Regions from separate parts of the Homo sapiens genome. Here all the other regions are linked to region 3. Evidence: chromatin loops called from intact Hi-C (ENCODE). Cell type or tissue: A673. All regions are shown on one strand.

What was found. Hi-C counts contacts between places; a loop is a spot of excess contacts. Peaks named below come from ENCODE experiments on the same cell type or tissue, not always from the same donor. Only the 100,000 strongest peaks of a DNase experiment are listed, where the experiment ranks them.
Region 1: it touches region 3 in a loop (10-fold over the local background); 86 of 110 quality-filtered maps call a loop at or near these places.
Region 2: a loop joins it to region 3, with 2.8 times the contacts of the local background. A loop is called at or near these places in 36 of 110 quality-filtered maps.

What each region holds. Positions count from the first base shown.
Region 1 is chr3:66,135,373-66,143,372 of GRCh38, reverse strand. It overlaps a transcript of SLC25A26 not described here. Among named protein-coding and RNA genes, the nearest start is that of SLC25A26, 82 kb to the left of the region's middle. In A673, a CTCF peak has its summit at 4,532 (motif pointing right); a DNase peak (open chromatin) is centred at 4,562.
Region 2 is chr3:65,911,008-65,919,007 of GRCh38, reverse strand. All of the region lies in intron 1 of MAGI1 (membrane associated guanylate kinase, WW and PDZ domain containing 1), which reads left to right. The region is part of intron 1 of MAGI1-IT1 (MAGI1 intronic transcript 1); the gene reads left to right. It overlaps MAGI1-AS1 (MAGI1 antisense RNA 1), which reads right to left. Exons shown (of 3, transcript NR_046575.1): 2 at 4,827-4,917. Among named protein-coding and RNA genes, the nearest start is that of MAGI1-AS1, 21 kb to the right of the region's middle. RefSeq lists a silencer at 3,160-3,454. In A673, CTCF peaks have their summits at 4,108 and 4,801; a DNase peak (open chromatin) is centred at 4,097.
Region 3 is chr3:65,781,881-65,789,880 of GRCh38, reverse strand. All of the region lies in intron 1 of MAGI1 (membrane associated guanylate kinase, WW and PDZ domain containing 1), which reads left to right. It overlaps LOC107986018 (a long non-coding RNA gene), which reads left to right and starts at 7,269. Exons shown (of 2, transcript XR_001740441.2): 1 at 7,269-8,000. In A673, a CTCF peak has its summit at 4,629 (motif pointing left); a DNase peak (open chromatin) is centred at 4,600; H3K27ac peaks cover 1,662 bases.

The sequences.
Region 1 (8,000 bases), 350 kb before region 3:
ACCCAGCAATTTTGCTCATAGGTATATACCCAAAATAATTGGAAACAGGTGGTGAAAACCATACCTGTACACAAATGTTATACCAGCACTATTCACGATAGCCAAAAGGTAGAAACAACTTAAATGTCCATCAACAAATGAATAGATAGACAAATTGTGTTATGTTCATACAATGGATATAATGGATAATGGCAATTTTTTTTTTTTTATTATTCAGCCATGAAAGAAAATTGTAGGAGAGGAGAGATTTATTTTCTAACCCATTGCTAGGTTCATAGCTGAGGCGCTTGCAATAAAAGACAGCTTAGGCTGGGCACAGTGGCTCACATCTTAATCTCAGCACTTTGGGAGGCTGAGGCAGGAAGATCGCCTGAGGCCAGGAGTTCATGACTGGCCTGGTCAACATAGTGAGATCCCATCTCTACAAAAAATAAAAAGAAAGATTGGCCAGGCATAGTGGTGCTGCCTGTAATCCCAGCTACTCAGGAGGCTGAGGTGGGAGGACTGCTTGAGCCCAGGAATTTGGGGTTACAGCAAGCTAAGATCACACCACTGTACTCCAGCCTGGGTGACAGAGGCAGACCCTGTCTCAAAAAAAGAGAAAAAACAGCTTAACAAGAGAATAGCATACAAATTTTATGTGATATGGGAGACTTTTTAAATGAAAAACCAAAAAAACAGGGAAACCTATGCATTTTTGTGCTTAGGTTTGATGACAAATGGATAGTCAGGCAGCAGTACCATTGGACAAAAGGGGTGTAAACTGATAGTAATCAACTAGGGAGAATTTAGCAAGGCCTGTTTGTTCAGGTTCTTCTCCGAGTTCCTGTGTCCTTAGAGACAGGGCATTTTTCTCTGAGTATAGTGTGGCCATCTCTGGAATGAGGGCCTTATGCCCTACTTCAGGAGAAGATAAAAAAAAATTCTTTTATAGTCTACTTCAAAGGTGAAGGGTGGGAGGAAGGTCAGAGAGAACTTCCTGCTTCTGCAGTGTTCTCAAATGCCAAGGTGCCATATTTTAGGGTAGTGGGTCCTGAACACCATCAGAATGAAGTACTGATACTGATACATGCGATGGCCTGGATGAACCTCAAAAACATTACACTAAGTGAAAGAAGCCAGACACAAAAGATCATATCTTCCATGATTTTATTTACATGAAGTGTGCAGAATAGGTAAATCTAGAGAAGCAGAAAGCAGATTGGGAGTCACCCAGAGGCTGGAGTGGGGTTGGGGAGTAACTGCCAAATAGGTATGGGGTTTAATTTTGGAGTGATGAAAATGTTTCAGAATTGAAGACAGTGGCTGCACAATATTGTAAATGCACCAAATGCCACTGACTTGTTCACTTTGAAATGGTTAATTTGTGTTATGCAAGTTTCATCTCAATTTAAATAAAGGAAAGTGAAAATAAATAAATATTTGTTGAACTACATATTGATAGAACTTGTTTCAGAACTCTCTGCCATGACTAAATCTAAAGTATTCTTAATCCAGCCTAGGGCTTCAACAACTTCCATCCACAGCTTTGAGTCTGCAGGAAGAAAAGAATACATTCAAGACCGGCGCAGTGGCCCACGCCTGTAATCCAGTACTTTGGGAGGCCAAGGTAGGCAGATCAAGTTGAGGTCGGGAGTTCGAAACCAGCCTGGCCAACATGGTGAAACCCTGTCTCTAATAAAAAATACAAAAATCAGCTGGGTGTGGTGGCATATGCCTGTAATCCCAGCTACTCGGGTGGCTGACGTAGGAGAATCACTTGAACCCAGGAAGTGGAGGCTGCAGGGAGCCAAGATCATGCCACTGCACTGTAGCCTGGGTGACAGAATAAGACTCTGTCTCAAAAAAAAAAAAAAATTCACACTATTTCAAAGATTTGCTTTCATCAAGATGACACAGGACATCATTATCATCCTCATGACAATCCTATTTCTATTAGTTTTTTGTCTTATGCAATTATTTGAAAACTTTCTTTGGTAGGAGTTGAGTGTGGTGGTACATGGCTGTAGTCGCAGTTACTTGGGAGGCTGAGGCAGACATATTTCTTGAGCCCTCGAGGCCAGACCACATATGCAGCAAGACCCCAGCTCGAGAAAATTAGAAAAAAATATTTGGTAATTATTGAAGATGTACATGTAATTATAAAGAATTATACAGAGAGATCTCGTGTGCCCTTCACCCTGTTTCCCCCAATGCTAACAACTTGCAACACTATAGAATACTATGGCAACAAAGAAATTGACATAAATACAATCTGTCTACCTCATTTGGATTTCACTGTTTTACACGTGCTCATTTGCGTGTGTGTGTGTGTGTGTGTGTCCTGTTTCTATACTGAAGTGTAACAATAGCTCCTTTCAGTACTGTAGTCTGTTGACTAGTAAGAAATTTCAGAGAGCTGGTGGCACCACCACAGTAACCACAAGTAAGTGACCCAGAGCAGAAGTTAAAAGCAAGAAACATTTCTAAAGTCTTGCAAGGGACTTGGCAGTCCGGAACCTGTTAGTTCAATCATGCCTTTGACATTCACTTGACCCTTTTAGTACTGCAGTTGTTAAAAGGGCTGGCATGCATTTTGTTTAATTCAACAGATGGAGGGATGTGATACAGTAAGAATTCCTTCTGTCATCTGAGAAACTGGGAAATTTGAAAGTGTAAACATAGAGTGGTAGCATTAAAAAGACAGGTGCCGATAAGGTAGTTTTACTTATGAAGAATATTTGCTAGTCCTGCCTGCTAATAGATTTAACTTGGAACAGAAACCTCAGGTGAATGAACAGATTTACGGACATTTTCTAGTTTTTACCTCAGCGTGCATCCTGTATGTTAGTTGAATTCATTCGAAGGTTCTAGTGAATGATCCTTTCTGAAGTGCACTGGTTGAAGGATTAGAAATCCCATTTTGCCTACCTGGCTTCCACACCACCTTCCTGTGTTAGTAGCATGTGGATTTTTTCTTTGAGGAGCCACCCTCTCCTAGTCTAGCTGTCTTGGTGATGCTATCCACAAACTCCACCAACCCCTGCCCTAAACTCAGGGCTCACAGGATGAGCACATGACTCAACGGAATACACATTCCATTCTTCCACCTCTAATCATTGGTTCAGAAAAGGCGCATATCCAAAATTGGTCAAGAGATGTAATTCCTGATCTTTTGCTAGAATAACAAAGAACCTCTTTCCATTGTACTTGCAAGTGTTAATACATAGGCATGGAGCATCTGAACACCAGTAATGAGAGCATCCTGCAAATGAAGCCACCATGAAAGAGAACAGACCTGACAGCCATTCTGAGCACTAGAACCAGCCATACCTGAAGCTCTGATCTCTCAGTTCCATGAGCCAGTAAGTTAGTAAGTTAATTACCTTTCTTGATGTGCTTAAACGAATGAGGTTTTTGGGTTTTTTGTCACCTACAACACCTTGAGAAGGATCAATAGCAAATAACATCTATTAGGTTAAGCTTGGGGCCATAAATCCTTAAACTAATTTAGTGTTTATGCTCTCATCATTCAATAATTCCCTTATCTTTTCATCTAGTCTGCATTACTGCCTGCAATAATTTGCCTGACCCACGGCTTTAGCGCTTAGTGTGAAAGAAGTAACTCAAGTAGAGTAAACAAATGACACTGTGAGTACATTAATGCTTCTGACCCTATAATGTCATCTTTTAAATAGGTTATGCATGTGTAACACTGCAGCCGACCATCTGTACTGCTTATCTAAGTTCTGTAATGAAATGGCCAGGGCCCTGTTTATTTATGTGATACAGGCAGCCTCCCTCTAAATCTAATTCAATCTTCAGTCACTGTTTTGTAGGCTAGGAGCTCTAATGACCGCGAAAGAAATGTGTGCTGCTTCAGATGATGCTATTAAAAGAAACTTGTTCCCAAAGAAATTTTTATCTCCTGATAGGGGGGAGCTAAATCACTATAAATTATGGAAAAGGAAATTGCAAATGTATCTTGCTTTCTTTTTATTGGAGGCATTGTTTTCTCACAACTGTCAAGTAGAGCATACACCTATTTTGAAAAGCTTTTAACAACTTTGAATTAAGCAAAAATGGAGAAATAAGAGGCTGCAGAATTAGAGAAGCTAATGCAACCCTGCTTTGCAAAGCAAAGGCAGGGTTTCACCATTCCTTTTTTATTCACAAATGGCACTATCAAGGAGGTGGGCGGGGTGGCACAGAAGGTGAAACAGAGAAAAGCAACAGCAAAATACAGTAAAGAGAAGTGAGATCATCAGGAGAATCATAAGAATCTTGAAAGGAAAAGCTGAGAACTTTAGAATTTCATTCTCCTGGGGCAGAGGAAAAGAGGATGGGGAGGGGAGGAGGACAGGAGGGGTGGGGCAGCAATTTGAATTCGTTTCAACTGAATAAGTAATCAATCAATCTACTCCTGTTAGTGTGAACTTGGATCTTATAAAAAAGAATCTCAAAAAGAATGACTGTTTGTCTTTCCTGTTCATCACGGGGGATTTCAGTGGACTCAGGACCATTACTATTCACATTAATCACACAGTGGCTGTGCTCAGCAAAGCCAGCAGAGGGAGTACAAGATTAATGGGTGGCTTCCAAGCTTTGCCAAGGAACCGATGCCCGTATCCAGGACCTCCCAATACGGTTTGTGAAGAGGAACCTCTGGCTCTCTCCCATGCCTCCTTCCTTAACTGCTTCCCTTCATCTCCCTCTTCCCCTACCCCAATACATCCCTACCCCCCCTCCCCCTGCATCAATCCTCCCACCAAATTGTCTGATTTGTCATTTGGAAACATTTTACCAGAGAATTCACAGGTTGACATTCTGTTGGCCAACCCCATGACAGATGGGAAAGAAAGGCCCCAATGTAGGTCAAACAATAAAAATCATGCTGGATGGATTTTGAGTGCCAAGCAAAATCTAACCTTAGGAGAAAATAACAGGTTGCAAAATTGCATGTGTACTAGGATCTCAAGTGTATAATATTTTTAATTATAGAAAAAAAGAGAAATTTATCAAATTAAGAATGGTTGCCCTGGAGTGTGATGTGTCTGAAGGGGGGTGAGATTTGTGGGATGATTTTTTTCTTCCTTCATTGCATATTTCCATACTTCAGATGTATACATTGTATACGATGTATACATTGAACAGCTTTGATCACCATAGGAAAAATAAAACATTATAAATGCCCATGTTTATTTTACGTGTTCACATGCAATACTCTCTGTTTAATAATGCCATAGAAAATGTTCATGTGGGCCGATCATGGTGGCTCATGCCTGTAATCCCAGCACTTTGGGAGGCTGAGGCGGGTGGATCACTTGAGGTCAGGAGTTCGAGACCAACCTGGCCAACATAGTGAAACCCCGTCTCTACTAAAAATACAAAAATTAGCTGGGTGTGGTAATGCACGCCTGTAATCCCAGCTGCTCTGGAGGCTGAGGTGGGAGAATCGCTTGAACCTGGGAGGCAGAGGTGGCAGAGAGCCAAGATTGGGCTACTGCACTCCAGCCTGGGTGACAGAGCGACACTGTCTCAAAAAACAAAAAAAAGAAAAAAGAAAATGTTCATGTGACTATACTAACTAGCTTTGCAAAGGAAAGAAGAAAACAAGCTCTTATGGAGTCCTAGGTGCTAGGAACTGTATTAGGAGTTGGGGGATAACAAGATGAGTTAGACACACTCTGACCTCAGGAAGCTCACAGTCACACAGAGCATCTTATTCCCTTCTCACAATGACTCTATGAGTGTCTTAGGCCATTCCTGCTGGTCTCACAAAATACCACCAACTAGGTAATTCATAAACTATAGAATTTTTTTTCTCACAGTTCTGCAGGTTGGGATGTTCAAGATCATAGTGTGGGGCTGGGTGTGGTTGTTCATGCCTGTAATCCCAGCACTTTGGGAGGCCAAGGATGGTGGATCCCCTGTGGTCAGGAGTTTGAGACCATCTTGGCCAACATGGTGAAACCCTGTCTCTACTAAAAATACAAGAAATTACCCAGGCCTGGTGGCAGGCCCCTGTAATCCCAGCTACTCGGGAGGCTGAGGCAGAAGAATTGCTTGAACCTGGGAGGCAGAGGTTGCAGTGAGCAGAGTTTGAGATCGCGCCATTGCACTCCAGCTCGGGCGACAAGAGCAAAACTCCATCTCAAAAAAAAAAAAAAAAAAAAGAAAGAAAATCACAGCATAGGTAGATTTGGTGTTTGGTGAAGGTCTGTTCCATAGATGGTGATTTCTCATGGCATCCTCACATGGTGGAAAAGGTGGCAGGAAAGAGCTCACATCTATTAGTCAAGCTATTTAATTAATGATTTCCTTTATCTCAACTGATTTTTAACTGAACTTTATTTTAAAAGAAGCTTTGTGCTATTATCATAAATGCAAATCAGAATTATTTTCAATAAATAAGAGATAACCATAAAGTAAGCAAAATAAAAACAAAAATTTATATACTATTGTTGAGGAAGCTCCAACTCTCTTTGTTAAGCTCTCTCTTTGTTATGAAAGGGAGACTAGCAAGTATGAGAGGGACATAGCACCTCACTGAGGCTTTCTTCTTGAAATAAACAGAAGGTCTTAACAAGTCCTGAAAGGGAAAAGCTTTGTATACAATTTAATGCATACTGTAAATGACATGGAGGCTTTGAAAACACAGTACTACTTGATGCAAAGCCAAGAGAAATATCCCAGTCAAAGCAGAAGAGAGAAACCTAGCGGCTGAAAGCCAGAGCTTAGGTGAAAGAATGTATAAATCAAATTTCACTACCATGATTGTTTTGGAAATATAAGCATCAACTGGAACATGAAACTAAAAGCCATCTTTTAAAATACAAAAATGTTATTTCTTAGTGACGAGACAGTGCAATGAGTTAGAATACCATTTTAGAAATGAAATAGACATGGATTCAAATCCAGCTAAGCTATTTATTACATGCTCACCCTGTTTTTCTCCAAACTTCAATGTCTTCATCTATAGGCCAATGGAGAGTGATAAGTAGTTTTTAATTATAAACTGGCCATTTGTGTATCTTAGGTTAAAGGATAATTTTCCCAAAAAGGTAAAATCATGACTATCATATAGACATAAAATGAACATCTGGAATACATTTTATTTAACTCATTACTAATGAGTGAACCACCGAAATGTTATCATTCATTCAAAGGAGAAGTCCAACAGCAGATACATATATAGATGGGAACACTGAAATAAATTTGCAAGTAGACACAAAACTGTTTATTTCCACAATAAGAGAGGAAAATCAGTTGACTGTCCGCAGGACAGAATTTCCTTGCATGATTATGAACAAGAAATATTTGCATTACTATTAGTTTTATCATCAATTTCTGAATTGTTGTGATCAATACAGAAATCTATAGTAAAACACTTTTCAAGTTAACTTCTATCTCAACAGACTTGTAAAATAGCTTAGCCAAAGACCAAGATGTATATCCCTGTAGGATTACGTGGTCTCTAAAGACAGGTATTTCATTGAAAGAATATCCAATGTGAATATTCCAAAAGAATATCTCTTTTATTTATTCCAAAGTCTTAAATTTTGCCTTATACTTATGTTAAGACTGGATCTGTAAAACTTACCTTTTTACTTTATTTTTTTATTGAGACAGGGTTTTGCTCTGTTACCCAGGCTGGAGTGCAGTGGTGCCATCAGGGCTCACTGAAGCCTCAACCTCCCAGGCTCAAGAGAGATCCTCCCACTTTAGCCTCCCAAGTAGCTGAGATTACAAGTACATGCCACCATGCCCACCTAATTTTTTATTTTTGGTAAAGAATAGGTCTCACTTTGTTGCCCAGTCTGGTCTCAAACTCGTGAGCTCAAGCAATCTACCTGCCTTGGCCTCCCAAAGTGCTTAGAATACAGGCATGAGCCACTGTACCCAGCCAATTGTTCACAATTAACAATTGTTCACATTAAAATATTGCCAACATTAATGATTCTGTAATACTGTGATTAACTAATTGGAGAGATGGAATACATGAACTTTAAGGCCGCTTC
Region 2 (8,000 bases), 130 kb before region 3:
CAGAATAATTTGGGATTCCAATTTTATACCCTTTTGGCTAGTTTACATTTTGTTTTGTTTGTTTGTTTTTTTTTTGAAAATGAGGATTATTATCCTTCCTTGAGAAAAACAGATCACTCTGCAGTATAATTGAACTCCTCTTAACTTTTTGTAAGCATTCTCCTTAACTTGCATTTATTTGTTGGTAGGGATAATTTGAAGAGAAGAGCATTTTAAATTCTTTGAATTTAAGCAAACAATAATTTTAAGCTGACCTGCGTAGTCACCAAGCAATAGGATGAAAACAACTCATTTGTTGGCAAAAGAAATCAGTTTAAGAATGTTGTGGAGGCCGGGCGCGGTGGCTCACACCTGTAATCCCAGCATTTTGGGAGGCCAAGGCAGGCGGATCATGAGGTCACGAGATTGAGACCAGCCTGACCAACATGGTGAAACCCCATCGCTACTAAAAATACAAAAATTAGCTGGGCGTGGTGGTGCACACCTGTAATCCCAGCTACTCGAGAGGCTGAGGCAGGAGAATTGCTTGAACCTGGGAAGCAGAGGTTTCAGTGAGCCGAGATCGCGCCATTGCACTCCAGCCTGGTGACAGAGCGAGACTCCGTCTCACAAAAAAAAAAAAAAAAAATGTTTTGGAGCAAGAGTATAATGCACAGGTGAATATATGTTCCCAACCCCAGATTTTTAACCAAGAGAAGCAAAAGTAGAGTGCAGAAAATTGACCTGAGAGAGTTATGTAAGTTTCTTCTTAAACTACAGATGCCCTTCTAGGTATTTAATAAAAATGCTTAATGATAGGAATTCATGTTTACTGATTCTGACCCTACCTCAGTGTGTAGATATTCTCTTTGTAACTGTAAAATTAGTTTCATTCTTTTATTTTTCTGAGTAGCTGTTTAAAAACAATAGACTTCGTTAGAGCATTTTTAGATTCACAATAAAATTGAGAGGAAGGTACAAAGATTTCCTATGTACCCTCTGCTTCCAGCCTGTGCACAGCCTCCCCCATTATCAACGTCCCCCACCAAGGTGGTACATTTGTTACAATTGATGAACCTACATTGACACATCATTATCACCCAAAGACCTTAGTTTACATTAGGGTTCATTCTTGGTGTTGTACATTTTATAGGGTTGAACAAATATGTAATGACACGTGTCCACCATTATAATATACAGACTAGTTTCACCGCCTAAAAATTCTTGGTGCTCTACTTATTTATCTCCCCACTCCCCTAACTTTTGATCTTTTTACTGTCTCCATCGTTTTGCCTTTTCCAGAATGTCAGATAATTGGAATCATATAGTATGTAGCCGTTTCACATTGGCTTCTTTCACTTAGCACTATGCATTTGTAAGTTTCCTCCATGTGTTTTCATGGCTTGATGGTGTGTTTCTTTTTAGTGTTGAATCATATTGCCTTGTCTAGATGTACCATAGTTCTTTTATCCATTCATTTACTGAAGGATGACTTGGTAATTGCACATAAAGCTTTTATAAACTTTCATGTGCAGGTTTTTGTGTGGACATAAGTTTTCAACTCCTTTGCTGAATACCAAGGAACATGATTGCTAGCTAGATTGTGTGGTAAGATTATGTTTAGTTTTATAAGAAACTGCCAAACTGTCTTCCAAAGTGGCAATATAATTTTGCATTCCCACCAGCAGTGAGTGAGAGTTCCTGTTGCTCCATATCCTTGTCAGCATTTGGTGGTGTCAGTGTTTAGGATTTTGGCTTTGCTAATAGGTGTGTAGTGGTATCTCATTGTTGGTTTTATTTTTCAATTTCAAAAGTGCTACTAGTGATGTAGAAGGATAGAGGAGAAAGGAAACCCTGTAGCCCCATGTAACTCCTCATCCTTTAGAGTTAATGGTATAATATGTATCTTTCTAGATGTTTCTCTCTTTATGTGTAAGAAGGTGGAAATGTCTAAGGATAAGCTTAAGAAATAAAAACAGATTATTTCAATTACCTTTGACATTATAAATTTAAAATATAAGAAAACACCTGGCAGTCCAGACAAATTTTTAAAGAAGTCAAAGTTAACTTTTTTGGACCATTAATATATTACGTGTATGATTATCCAAGATTTTAAAAAGTATACAATGAGAACAGTAGAACTTATCCCTGACAACTGTCTTCTCCTATCCTCATTATTTCATTATTTGGTTTCTCTGGAGGTAGTGGCAGGGTGTGTGTGTGTGTATGTGTGTGTGTGTGTGTTAGTGTGTGTATGATACATGTACTTAAGTAAGAAATTCATGTATATAGGCCAGGTGCAGTAGCTCACATCTGTAATCTCAGCACTGTGGGAGGCGATTGTGGTTTGGCTGTGTCCCCACCCAAATCTCATTTTTAATTGTAGCTCCCATAATTCCCATGTGTTGTGGGAGGGAGCTGGTGGGAGATAATTGAATCATGGAGTGGTTTTTCCCATTCTGTTCTTGTGGTAGTGAAAAAGTCTCACAATATCTGATGGTTTTATAAGGGGTTTCCTCTTTCACTTGGCTCTTATTTTCTCTCTTGTGTGCCACCACGTAAGGTGTGCCTTTCGCCTTCTGCCATGATTGTGAGGCCTCCCCAGCCACATGGAACTGTGAGTCCATTAAACCTCTTTTTCTTTATAAATTATCCAGTCTTGGGTATGTCTTTATCAAGCAGCATGAGAACAGACTAATACAATGGCTGAGACGGGAAGATCACTTGAGGCCAGAAATTTGAGATCAGCCTAGCTATCATGGCGAAACCCCGTCTCTACTAAAAATACAAAAAAACTGGTTGGGTGTGGTGGCATGTGCCTGCAATCCCAGCTTCTTGGGAGGTTTAGGCATGAGAATCGCGTCAACCCGGGAGGCAAAGGTTGCAGTGAGCTGAAAATGTGCCACTGCGCTCCAGCCTGAGCAACAGAGCAAGACTCTGTCTCAAAAAAAAGAAAAGAAAGAAATAGATGAATATATATATATAATATACTGTGTATTGAATATTATAAATTATATGTATATAAATATATACATATTATATATATTCACATTTTATATATGTATCATATAAATGTATATGTATTTCTTACACAGAAATGATAATAAATACACAAATTTGCATCTTGCTTTTTCAACATAAATCAAAGCTTGATTCACTAAGTTGAGTCCTTTTTTCAGGGTTATTTATTTTTAGAAATAAGGAAGCACAAATGAACTGCTTTGTCCATAGAGAGGAAAGCCAGGAAGTATAAAATGCCATTAGTTACCTGATAGTCATCATTTTACCAAGCAAAGAGAAGGCAGTTTTCAGGAAAGCATATGGAATATGGCTCTTGATGGAACTACGTGCCACTTGAAGGATACACTGGATAACCCAGAGGGATGATTCACAACCAGTGCAGCTGTAAACTTTTCTTTTAATTAGGTAGGAAGCACCTGTGTGTTATTCATCGTTTTTCCTCTTCCCAGTCCAGTCTCTTCAGGGATTTTAAAAAAAGAAAAAGACCCAAACAATTTGGAATTTAAATTTTCTGTAGGAGAAAGCAGCCAGTGTCTAAAAAGGGGCAAGTGTGCAGATCATCTGCTGGAAGACAAGGTGAGAAGAGTAACTTGAACGGGTGTGAATTTTAGAGGGCAAATGACTGTGCACATTGCAAGGTGTTTGGCATGGAGCGATGTGTTAGCATCCCGTTGGTGTTTGGATTTATGCTTCTGAATTGAGTATTTAAAAATATTTAACAGAATTAATGCTAAATATGTACAAGCTGCTGTTCAAATGTGAACAGTCCTAGCATTTGTATCTCCTGTGGGCTCTGAGCATTACCATGAGATGGCACCAGCATCCTTTCATGACCTCTGTGTGGCAAGAGGCTAAGTGAGACTGGTCATATGATTAGCAGTTTCTTGCAAGGGACTGATCAACATCATTTACCACACAATTTGCCTAAGAGATTGACTTTGTCCTTGAATGAGTTGTTCTAAATGTGCATTATAATGCTAGCCTAAATATGCTTTGTAAAAAAATTATCAACTATCATTTATTGAGTGCCTACTACATGCTGAGAGCTTTACAAATTTATTCCTGTGTAACTTTCACTACTATCCCAAGGGGGTGCTATTATCTTCATTTTATAGATGGGGAAGTTGATGCTCAGAAAAGTAACATATCTTACCCGAGGTCATGCAGCAGGTTACTCTAAGCAATTGAACTCTGTTGTACAGTGCTGAAACCCTTTGTATATGTACATATATCCTGTAAATATCCATCCACCATAAGCAAATTTGTTTGGCACATTTGGGTTGATACTGTTCTCAACTTTGTGATTTGTAAATTTAATATGCTTATTAGGCATTTGTCGAACATTAGGCTCAAATCCTCTTAAGGATGGTGGCCTTCCCAGAGCTCTCAAACTGGTAGCCTGTGGGCTGGATTTGGACTGCACCTGTTTTGTTTTGTCTGAGGGGAGCTAGAGTCAGCACTGTGTTTTAATTGAATTGAGCGTGAATGCCTTGAGGCTTGGCTTGAACTCTCAGGTCCCCTCTTAGTCTCCATAATTCTCTACTTTTTCAGACATTGTCTGCTTCACTAGTTGAGGTTATCTGCATGGCCCCTGATGGCATTTGAATTTGTGATGAAACCAGGAAGTACCCCAGTTTGAATGTGTTCATTTGTGGGTTCAGATTAATTAGTTAACAGATCGATCTTTGTTCTGAAATAAATGTTGCTGGATTTATGTTGCTCACTATGCAACAGAGAGTTGACTTTTTTTTCCAGGCTTTTCACAGGAGGCCCTCTGTTGGTAGAAGTCCCCGCCGGGTTTATGCTGGCTGAGTATGTATGCTGACCTGTGGATGTAGTCATATGGTGCATCTCTTGAAGGCTGATGTTTGGTTGATTGTAGTATGCCCTGAGGTGATTTTGATCATGAAGCTAAACCTAATGGAGAAAACATGAAAGCCAATTAGTTGTTAATAAGCATTAGGGGAGAAAGCAGGGTCTAAGATCCTCTTTTCTTCCTTCTTTGTCTCCCTTTGTCCTTTCTAATGGTCTCTCTGGGTTTAAAGCAATTGCTTTCTGGGTCCATGTGAGTGTTTTCTAAATTGCCAAGAATATTCAGGAGTGTTAGAACCCCTTGAATTGAAGATAAAGACCTTGGGATACACAGTCAGTGGTAGAATTCCTCCATGGTACTCTACTCACATTGCCTTCAAAAAATACGATATGTTCCGAAGGAATTTCTCCTCCCTGTATTTCCTCTGTTAACTGTCTTCTGCTGTGTTTTCAGTTTGTTTTCTGTGGAACACCTGCCTGAAGGATGCTCTTTGCAAATAAGTTTGCAAAATGCTTTTTATTCCAATACTTTGTTAGGGATTTGAAAGGCATCTCATGGTAAATGCTCCAAGCAGTACTGTGTTTAAGGAACCTGTTTTGCCCAATGCAGCATTTCCCAAATTAGTGAACTAACAGAACCCTTTCTGGAATCTCTCCTTTCTGAACACTACCTCCCCATCTTCCGAAACAACCTATACCTATTAGCTTTCTACAGGCCATACTTTGGGGTTGCCTCTCCCAAATTTAGGTCAGAATTTAGGTAGAAATTACCTGAAAGCATTGAACCATGTTTTGGATTTTTTGGGGGGGTTGGGGAGGAGGAATAATCCTAATTCCATCTAAATGCAATTTTGTCAAATATGAAAAAATGGTTCTCAAAGAATTGAACTTCATGGCTTGGAAGTGTTTATTTATTATTTTTTGTTTGTTTTTTGAGACAGTCTTGCTCTGTTGCTCAGGCTGGAGTTCAATGGCACAATCTCTGCCCACTGCAACCTCTGCCTCCTGGGTTCAACCTCCGCCTCCTGTGCCTCAGCCTGCTGAGTATCTGGGATTACAGGTGTGCACCACCACGCCTGGCTAATTTTTGTAGTAGGGTTTTCACCATGTTGGCCAGGCTGGTCTCGAACTCCTGACCTCAAGTGATCTGCCTGCCTTGCCTCCCAAAGTGCTGGGATTATAGGTGTGAGCCACTGCGCCCAGCCCCTTATGGCTTGGTAGTATTTAAAGAGATCAAACTAGATAAAAGTTTACTTTATTCTTCATGATGTCTGATAGGTTGTTTGCTGATATAGGTGCTGTGTCTGGTTTTCCTTTCATGACTTGTACCTAGTGTAGCTATTTATAGTGTATTTGACAAACTTTTCCACTTGTAGACTCAGGTAGGCCTGCTTGACCTCCTCTGGGGATATTTGTTAATGTCTTGTCAGAGTTGATAAAATTTTCCATGTTCATGCTTTCTTTTGATTCTCATAATAATCTTCTAAGGTAACTAAAAAAGAATCCTTATTTTCACATTTGATTAAGGAAGCTGGTCCTAAGAGATTAAGTCACTTGGTCAGGGTCTCTTGGTGAGGTACTTAAGTGAAATTGGTTTTCCAGGTGCTGGTCTTCCTTTTCCAAACTAATCCTACTTTGCGTGTGACCTGAAAAACATTTTTTTGTTACCTGTTTTTGTTTGTTTAAACATGTACTTGTTTATTAGACGAAACAGGGAGCCCAAATAAAACCAGATGTGAGCTGCTTTTAACCATCCCTGAATCGTAATGATCCATGTGTGAATTATCCCTTTGTAGCTAGTTTTTAATCCCAGACTGGGCTCTTCCAGTTTTTCAGCCTGCTGTTCAAGTCTCCCCAGCCCCTGACTTGGTTTTGTCAGAGCAGATTAGAGAGAAATTCTACAGTGCGAGAACACGATGTGTATGATTTAGGAAGCAGAACTCTTTTTTTTTTTTTTTTGAGATCAGAGTTTTCTTTGTTTTCCATTTACCTGAAGTAATGCATTGTTTCATTTAAACTTAAATAGCTTTCAAGATTGGGTTCATGAACATGTCAGTGGGCAGAGTTTCATATCTAGACTCGAGAGATGACAAAATAAATATGTCTAAGATAGAATTATTTTCACACCTGCCTTTTCCCTTTCAAGTTCTATCATCAGTGATTGAGAATTTAGGCTTTCAAGGGCACACTTGGATTTAAATCTCAGTTTGTCCATTTAGTAGCTGTGAATGCCCTTGGGCAAGTTAATCTCTTTGCCTTGGACTGGTTATCCTCCAAATGGGATAACCCTACCTATAATGAGGAATGAAATGCAGTAACGAACAGGAAGCCACTAAGCACAGTGCCTTACACAGAAACTTTAATAATAGATAAAAATATTTGTATCACCTTCTGGGTGCCAAGTTTGATGCTAGGAAATAATCCAATGGGCTATAAAAGTATGATTTGGTAATTTGTTTGGAGCATGGGTAAATGAAAACAGTAAGAATACATAATAGGCTTATATAAAAGTTTTGAAGAGAGAGCGGTTATGCTGTTGGGGTGTGGCTTTGAAGGGCTTAAAAATAATCAGGGGTGTTGAGTTTTGATCCCAAGGTTTAAGAATGACTTTAATAAGCATGCAAGTTAGGATATAGTTTGGTCCTAAGTGCAAAAAAAATCTACCCTGAATCCACCCTAAGCAGAAAATAAATTTGTTGTGAACAAACAATAGATACATGGAGCAGTTTACAGGATCTGAGAAACACCTGAAAAATGGGATCAGAAAGGTGGACGCTGGGCAGCTCTGGGGCTGCTGGTGGAGGGAGCTGAAGCCACATCTCTGTAGAGCGTCCCCCGGAGGATGAGCCAACTCCAACCCTTTTCTGTCTTTTTCTGCTTGAGATTCAAATTCCATGGACAAACGTTCAAATGTCCCAGTTTGAGTAAAATGTCTAAACCAGCCTATGGAGATAAGTTATTTTCATTTGACAAAACTGGGTTGCTTCTATCAGAAATGGGGAAAATAGATGTTGGATAGCAAAAGTCCACCATGTCCAGGCCAGGCGCTGTGGCTCACTCTTGTAATCCTATCACTTTGGGAGGCCGAGGCAGGCGGATCGCCTGAGGTCAGGAGTTCGACACCAGCCTGACCAATATGGTGAAACCCCGTCTCTATTCAGAATACAAAAATTAGCCGGGTGTGCTGG
Region 3 (8,000 bases):
AAAGACAGGAAAATTTGTCCAAATTATTGAGATTGCATATTGCTCAAGGACTTTTGAAAAGGAAACTTTTTTTGTTTCTGTTTTTGTTTTGTTTTTTTCTAGGGAGTCCTCCATAAACCCCACCTAGTGCTCATCAGTTTTAGGTCCCTAATTGCAGCCATAGGGCCGTGGGCGAGGGAGATCCCGGCTAAATCAGCCACTTTACGTGCTTCGGTTCTGTCCTTTAATACTTAAAGTGGCTCAGTAAGTTTGGGCTCAGAGACTTGGATTTTATTTCTGAATTTTCCTTAGACTGGCCAATTAACTTTAACTTACCTAACTTCTCTGGTGATCATCTGCCTCAAGTGTAAAATGGGAATTGGCTAAAGGATTAAATGATACTCAGTAATGTTTGGAACTGAGGGGCCTTATAGCCAAGCAAAATGTTCCTTGTCCTGGAACTGTAGAATGTAGTGGGGAGATTTCAGGGTCTATGCCATTCTCTTGGCCACCCCGGTATGATTTTCAAGGGCTTTTATTACAGCCTAGAGGAGCTCTTGACTGGGGAACGTTAAGCATCCTTTGGGAGTGGTGGGGGTGGGAAGAATACCACAGGACTGGTGGCACTATCTTACTACTTTATGTACTTGCTTTCCTTTCTTCCCCACTGACTGGACATTTTGGTCATTATTTATTTATTATCATTTGTTTGTTATTTTTTTAGAGATAGAGTTTTACTCCCACCCAGGCTGGAGTGCAGTGGTGCGATCATAGCTCACTATAGCCTCCACCTCCTAGGCCCCAGCAATCCTCCCGCCTTAGCCTCCTCAGTAACTGGGACTACGGGTGGGTGTCGCCAAGCCTGGCTAATGTTTTACATTTTTTTTGTAGAGATGGGGTCTCACTATGTTGCTCAGGCTGGTCTTGAACTCCTGGCCGCAACGGATTCTCCTGGATTGGCCTCCCAAAACACTGGGATTATAGGCAAAAGTCACCATACCTGGCCTCATTATTTATTTTTAATTTTTTGTTTGTTGTGTGAGCTTGGGGCTTTGGGAATAAATAAACTTCTCTAAATTTTCCTTGTGTTTTCACTGAGCAACTCCCACACATAATGGTTGATTTATGGCTAGTATTGAGCTAATATTATTTTCCTTTGAGGCTGCCTCATTTCTCTGAACACTGATTTATTTAATGCTTTCTGAGACACTTCAGTTTGGTGTGGGTCACAATAAACAGAATGCAAACTGGAAGTAATTTAGAGTGAGCTACCGTAGAGATGATTTTATTGCCACAGAGGGTCTTGAGTGCAAGCCAAACTTTGAACTGTGAGCAGACCTCTGCAACGCAGCTGGTGATGGGGTGTGTTAGGATTGAACTTGGGCATAGAACTGCAAGAGCAGTTCCCTAGAATAGCTTGAAATGAATAATCTAAAATGCATAGGGGAAAGTGGTCATAATGTAGGTACATACTAGCCACTGGCTTCCAGAAGGAAGCAGCTGTTATGGTGGCAAGTAAATGATGTTTGGAATTAGACCAGAGTTCTGTTCCTGAGTTCAAGACCTTGGCTAGTCCATTCTCCTTTAAATAAAAATTATTATTTGTAAGATTGGGATGAGAAAGCGTGTGGGATCATTGTGTGATTCCCAGGACAAACTGCATTTGAAAAACATTCGAAAAACCTTCAAGCACTTGTAACATATGTGTGACTTGCTAGTCCTGCCCTCATGGGCTTTTGGAGATTTTTTCATCATTGTTTTATGTGAGTTTACTTGGGCACAGTTGAGTTTCAATTTATGTTAATTACTTCTGAGACTTCTGGTTTGACCTCAAGGAAACCTAGAAAGGTCTAGTAAAAGTGGGGGAAGAGGAAAAATGCAACCTGTAACTTTGCAGGCCATTGCAGGGATGACTCCCTAAGGATCAAGACTAAATAAACTTTTTTCTTGATTGGCTCATGCTTACTTTCTTAACCCCGTCACTTTCCATGCTTGGTTTCAACCATCCTGAGCTCTCTCTTACTTCTTGAACTTGCTGAGCTATCATGTCTTCAGTCCTTGGCACAGGCTATTATTTTCTGAGAAATATGCCTTTCTCCCCATATTTTAACGGCTCCTAACATTCAGCGGTGTTATCATATCCATTTATAGTTATTTTTAACCACCCAAGGCTAATTAGATGTTCAACCCCTGTGTTCCCATAACACCATGAACTTGTCCCTGACAGTCTACTCTGTTTTATTATTGCTCATTTATTTGTCCATCTGGCCTACCAGGCGGTGCAGTCCCAGAGGGCAGGGAATGTGCCCTGCTTGCTGTTATATTTCCAGCATCTAGTATAGCCCTCAGTTACACGGAGTAATTTTGAGGAATATGAGTGAATGATGTGTGAGAGTTAGTTCCCTTGTCACTCAAACACAATGTGTTTTGGCATTCTATTTAAAGTTTCTGGGCTGCCTAGAACCGACTAAACATAACATCTTTGTTTTGACAGTAGACTGTTCACTAAAAAAACGGCAGAGGAAGACTTTTCAAGTTGAGTTTATCATTTGGTGATCCGGTTTCTTTTATACTATGTTGCTATGAAAATGCTCCAGTGGCTTATAAACTCGAGGTGTCTTAAAGATGACCGGGCCCTGTGTCTGTAAAAGCTCATCCTTCACCCATTCATCACATCCCAAATGAAAAACCTTTCAGAGATTGCCTTTCCATGCCTAACTTTTGTTGTGACTGAGCTTAGAGTAAAAGTTTTTGTAACTGAATGTGGCTTCTGGGGAGGAAATAGGGGCAGTTTTATTGTTGTTCCATAAATTAGTCTGATGTCAGACCCCTTGAAACATGAGATAGGAGAAGAATCTGGTTTCCTCTAATGAAATGTTGTGTGCTTGTGGCTTAGTAAGAGGTGCATTGATGGAAAAACATTAAGTAGGAATACAAAAGGTAACACAATGAGAGAGATGTGTTGGTCAGCATTAAAAGATTCTTGGGGTCTTGCGCGGTGGCTCACACCTGTAATCCCAGTACTTTGGGAGGCCGAGGCGGGCGGATCACGAGGTCAGGAAATCGAGAACATCCTGGCTAACACGGTGAAATCCCGTCTCTACTAAAAATACAAAAACAAAATTAGCCAGGCGTGGTGGCGGGCGCCTGTAGTCCCAGCTACTAGGGAGGCTGAGGCAGGAGAATGGCGTGAACCCGGGAGGCAGAGCTTGCAGTGAGCGGAGATCGTGCCACTGCACTCCAGCCTGGGTGACAAAGCAAGACTCTGTTTAAGAAAAAAAAAAAAAAAAAAATTCTTGGGCCAGGCGTGGTGTCTCATGCTAGTAATCCCAGCACTCTTGGAGGCTGAGGTGGTAGGATTGCTTAAGCCCAGGAGTTCAAGACCAGGCAACATGGGGAAACCCTGTCTCTACAAAAAATACAGTAAGTTAGCTGGGTGTGGTGGCGCATGCCTGTAGACCCAGCTGCTTGGGAAGCCGAGGTGGGAGGATCACTTGAGACTAGGAGGTTGAGGCTGCAGTGAGCTGTGATCATGTCATTGCATGCCAGCCTGGGTGACACTTCAGTTTGGTGTGGGTCTCAATACACAGAATGCAAACTGGAAGTAATTCAGAGTTGTTGATTTCAAGGCAAAAAAAAAAAAAAAAAAAGTTATGATTGGCTGGGCGTGGTAATCCCAGCACTTTGGGAGGAAAAGGTGGCCAGATCACCTGAGGTTAGAAGTTCGAGACCAGCCTGGCCAACAAGGCGAAATCCCATCTCTACTAAAAATATAAAAATTAGCCGGGTGTGATGGTAGGCGTCTATAATCCCAGCTACTCGGGAGGCTGAGGCAGGAGAATCACTTGAATCCAGGAGGCAGAGGTTGCAGCAGTGAGCAGAGGTTGCAGTGAGCCCTGATTGCACCACTGCACTCCAGCCTGAGTGACAGAGCGAGACTCCGTTTCAAGAAAAAAAAAAAAAAAGTTAAGATGACAGCAGGAATAAGGGGGAGGTCGGGAAGGATTCATGGCCTAAAAAATTACACTTGATTTCACACAATGTCTCTGTGAACTTGTTTCAGAGATAGTTATTCAGTGAAATGATTGTGATGTTTGGTATGGGTGAAAAGAAATATTTTGATGTAGTCTCCAAGGTAGGTGAAATTTTTTCTGAAATTTAAGAAATGTTGATTTCACTCATTCATTCATTTATCTCATTCATTTAATAAATATTTATGGAGTGCCAATTATGCTAGACATGGTTCCAGGTGCTAGAGATAGAACAGAGAACCAGAGACCACGTATTTATAACATGTTTCATTTCCTGTGATGATTTATATTATCTCACTGAATTTTATCCTAAACAAATAAGTTTGTATAACCTCTTGTATGACAAGAAGTGAAGGAAATGAATGCAGTGCAACATTATCCGTAGTTTCTGTTACTGAAGTTTAATTTTAAACATTTACTTTTTATCTGTGTATAAGTCATGATTTTTCAACCTGTCACCAACCTTGGTGACACTATTGTCTTTAATGTGTTGTATGAAACATACTAATACCTCATTCCGTCCAAGAAAAGGGGGAAGAATGAAATCAAATTGGTAAATAGGACCCCTGTATGTTAGACACTCGGTTTTCTGTAGCTGTGAGGAAAGCGCCCTCTTGTGGTTATATATGCTTCTCCTACAAATACTTCTTAAAACACCTACTTCCTTAAATAAAAATTACTTAGTAAGTAACTCATGAATACATATGGGATACAGAAGTTAAATCACATTTTAAATAGCGGTATTGAGATATAACTAATATGTCATACAATTTATTCATGTAACATGTACAATTTAGTATTTTTAATAGATACACAGCGTGTGCGACTATCAGTATAATCTAATTTTAGAACATTTCTGCCCTCTCCAAAAGGAATCCTATATCCATTAGTAGTCATTTCCTTCTCTGCCCTCCACCGCCACCCTCTCAAGCCCTAGGTAGCCACAAATCTCTTACAGATTTGCCTATTCTGGACATTTCATCTAAAGGGCATTGTAAAGTATGTGGTCTTTTGTGATGTGCTACTCCACCTTATCTTGTTTCAGGATTCATCCATGTTGTAGCATGCATCAGTGCTTCATTTCTTCTTCCCAAATATTATTCCGTGGTTTGACTATACCACATTTTTTTTTTTCTTTTCTTTTTGTTGTTGTTGTTGTTGTTGTTGAGACGGAGTCTCGCTCTGTCGCCCAGGCTGGAGTGCAGTGGCGCGATCTCGGCTCACTGCAAGCTCCGCCTTCTTGGTTCACGCCATTCTCCTGCCTCAGCCTCCCGAGTAGCTGGGACTACAGGCGCCCGTCACCGCGCCCAGCTAATTTTTTGTATTTTTAGTAGAGACAGGGTTTCACCGTGATCTTCATCTCCTGACCTCGTGATTCGCCTGCCTCGGCCTCCCAAAGTGCTGGGATTACAGGCGTGAGCCAACGCTCCTGGCCCTACCACATGTTTTTTATCCAGTCATCAGTTGATAGGCATCTGGGTTGTTTCCACTTTTTGACCTCTTATGAGTAATACTGCTATGAATATCCACGTACTAGTTTCTGTGTGGACATATGTTTTCATTTCTCTTGTATGCATACCTAGAGTGGGATTGCTCCTAGGAATGTGGTAACTCCATGTTTAGCTTTTTGAAGAACTCCCAGACTGTTTTCCAAAGTGGCTGTACTATTTTGCATTCCTACCAGCAATGATGAGGGTTCCAATTTCTCTGTGTGCTCATTACTCCTTGTTATTGCACCTTTTTTTTTTGAGATGGAGTCTCACTCTGTTGCCCAGGCTGGAGTGCAATGGCACAATCTCAGGTCACTGCAACCTCCACCTCCCAGGTTCAAGGGATTCTCCTGCCTCAGCCTCCTGAGTAGCTGGGATTACAGGTGCCTGCCACGATGCTCAGCTAATTTTTGTATTTTTAGTAGAGATGGGGTTTCACTGTGTTGGTCAGGCTGGTCTCGAACTCCTGACCTCAGGTGGTCCATCTGCCTCGGCCTCCCAAAGTGCTGGGATTACAGGCAAGGGCCACCACACCTGGCCTGCACTTTTTTTAAAATTAATTTTTTTTTTTTTTTTTGGTACAGGCTGGGTGTGGTGGCTCACACCTGTAATCTCAGCACTTTGAGAGGCTGAGGTGGGCAGATTGCTTGAGCCGTGGAGTTTGAGGCCAGCCTGGGCAACGTGGCAAAACCCCATCACTACTGAAAATACAAAAAAAATTAGCTGGGCATGGTGATGCACGCCTGAAGTCCCAGCCACTCGGGGAGGCTGAGGTGGGAGGATTGCTTGAGCCAAGGAGATTGAGGCTGCAGTGAGCTCTGATCGTGCCACTGCACTCCAGCCTGGGTGGTGACAGAGTGAGACCCTGTCTCAAGACAAATTTTTTTTTTTTCTTTCTGGAGACAGAGTCTCATTATGTTGTCCAGGCTTGTCTTGATCTCCTGGCCTCAAACAATCCTCCCACCTGCCCTCTCAAAGTGTTCGGATTACAGGCGTGAGCCCCTGTGCCTTGCCTTATTTTGCCTTTTTGATTGTAGCCATCCTAGTGGGTGTGAAGCGGTGTCTTGTGGTTTTGATTTACATTTCACTATTGTGTAATGATGCTGAGCATGTGCTTCTGAGCTTATTGGTCCCTTGTATGCCTTCTTTAAAGAAATATCTGTTAAAATATTTGTCCTATTCTTTCTTTTTGTTGTTGAATTGTAAGAGTTGTTTTTTTTTAATACATTCTGCACACTGGACACTTATTAGATATGTGATTTGTAAATATTTCCCCCAGTAGGTTGCCTTTTCACTTTCTTGATGGTGTTGTTTGCAACACCAAAGTTTTTCATTTTGATGTCATCCAACTTCTCTTTTTTCTTCTTTTTTTTGTTGTTGTTGTTTTGTTTTTAAAGGTGCTTTGGGATTATATCTAAGAAACCATTGCTTAACTCAAGGTCATGAAATTGATTTTTCTCTTTTTTTTTTTTTAAGAGTTTAATAATTTAGCTCTTACATTTAGGCTTCTGATCTGTGAAATGACTTTTCACAGATGGCCCAGTACTAATAGTGTCTGGCTCAAAGGTTGTGAGGACTTAATAAGATAACACTTATATTGCAAACATATTAAAAGCTCAGTAGATGTTAACTGTTGTAGGTATTACACCTGAAAACAAATCAACTTGACTAAACAGAGTCCTTCAGTATATTATGTTTATACCTAAGCTACAGTGTTGAAAAATGAACCTTTCATCTAACTTTTTTTTTTTTTTTTTTTTTTTTTTTGCTTAAGAAATCCATATACTTTAAAAAATAGTTTTTATTCTCCTTTGGTCCAGAAGGGTTAGGAACAATAACTCAGTAGTTACTTCCTGTATTAGTTTCTTATTTGCTGCTGTAACACTTTTTCACAAAGTGAGTGCCTTAACACACATGTACTTATTATCTTACAGTTCTGACTGGTGATGCTGGGCTAAAACCAAGTTGTCACAGGGCTGTGTTCCCTTCCTAAGGCTTTATGGGAGAATCTGTTTCCTTGACTTTTCCAACCTAAGGACATTCCTTTCCTCCATCTTCAAAGCCTGCTAGCAACGTTGTATCCTTCTGTGCCATTCATCTACAGTCTTATCTTTTACAGATGCTTATGATTATATTGGGCCCACCCAGATAATCCTATTTAAAGGTCACCATAATTAGTGACCTTAATTCCCCTTTGTCATGTAACATAGTCACAGGTTCTGGGAAGCAGGATGGGGATATCTTTGGGGTGATTATTCTGCCTATTATGCTTACTAATGATAATTTCTACAATCTGTGATTGACAAGTGTTTCCCTTTGATAGTTAGGGTCTCTAGACTTGGGACATGTGATAAATGGACATGAAATGCATGCCATCCCCCAGAATATATGGGAAAGTGAAATCTACCAATCTGCTCAGGAGACCCCTCTGTTTACCAGCGAGTCTGTTTTTACAGAACAATCTTAGGTTTATAGTGAGGGGGGGTTCCCCAGTCAGATG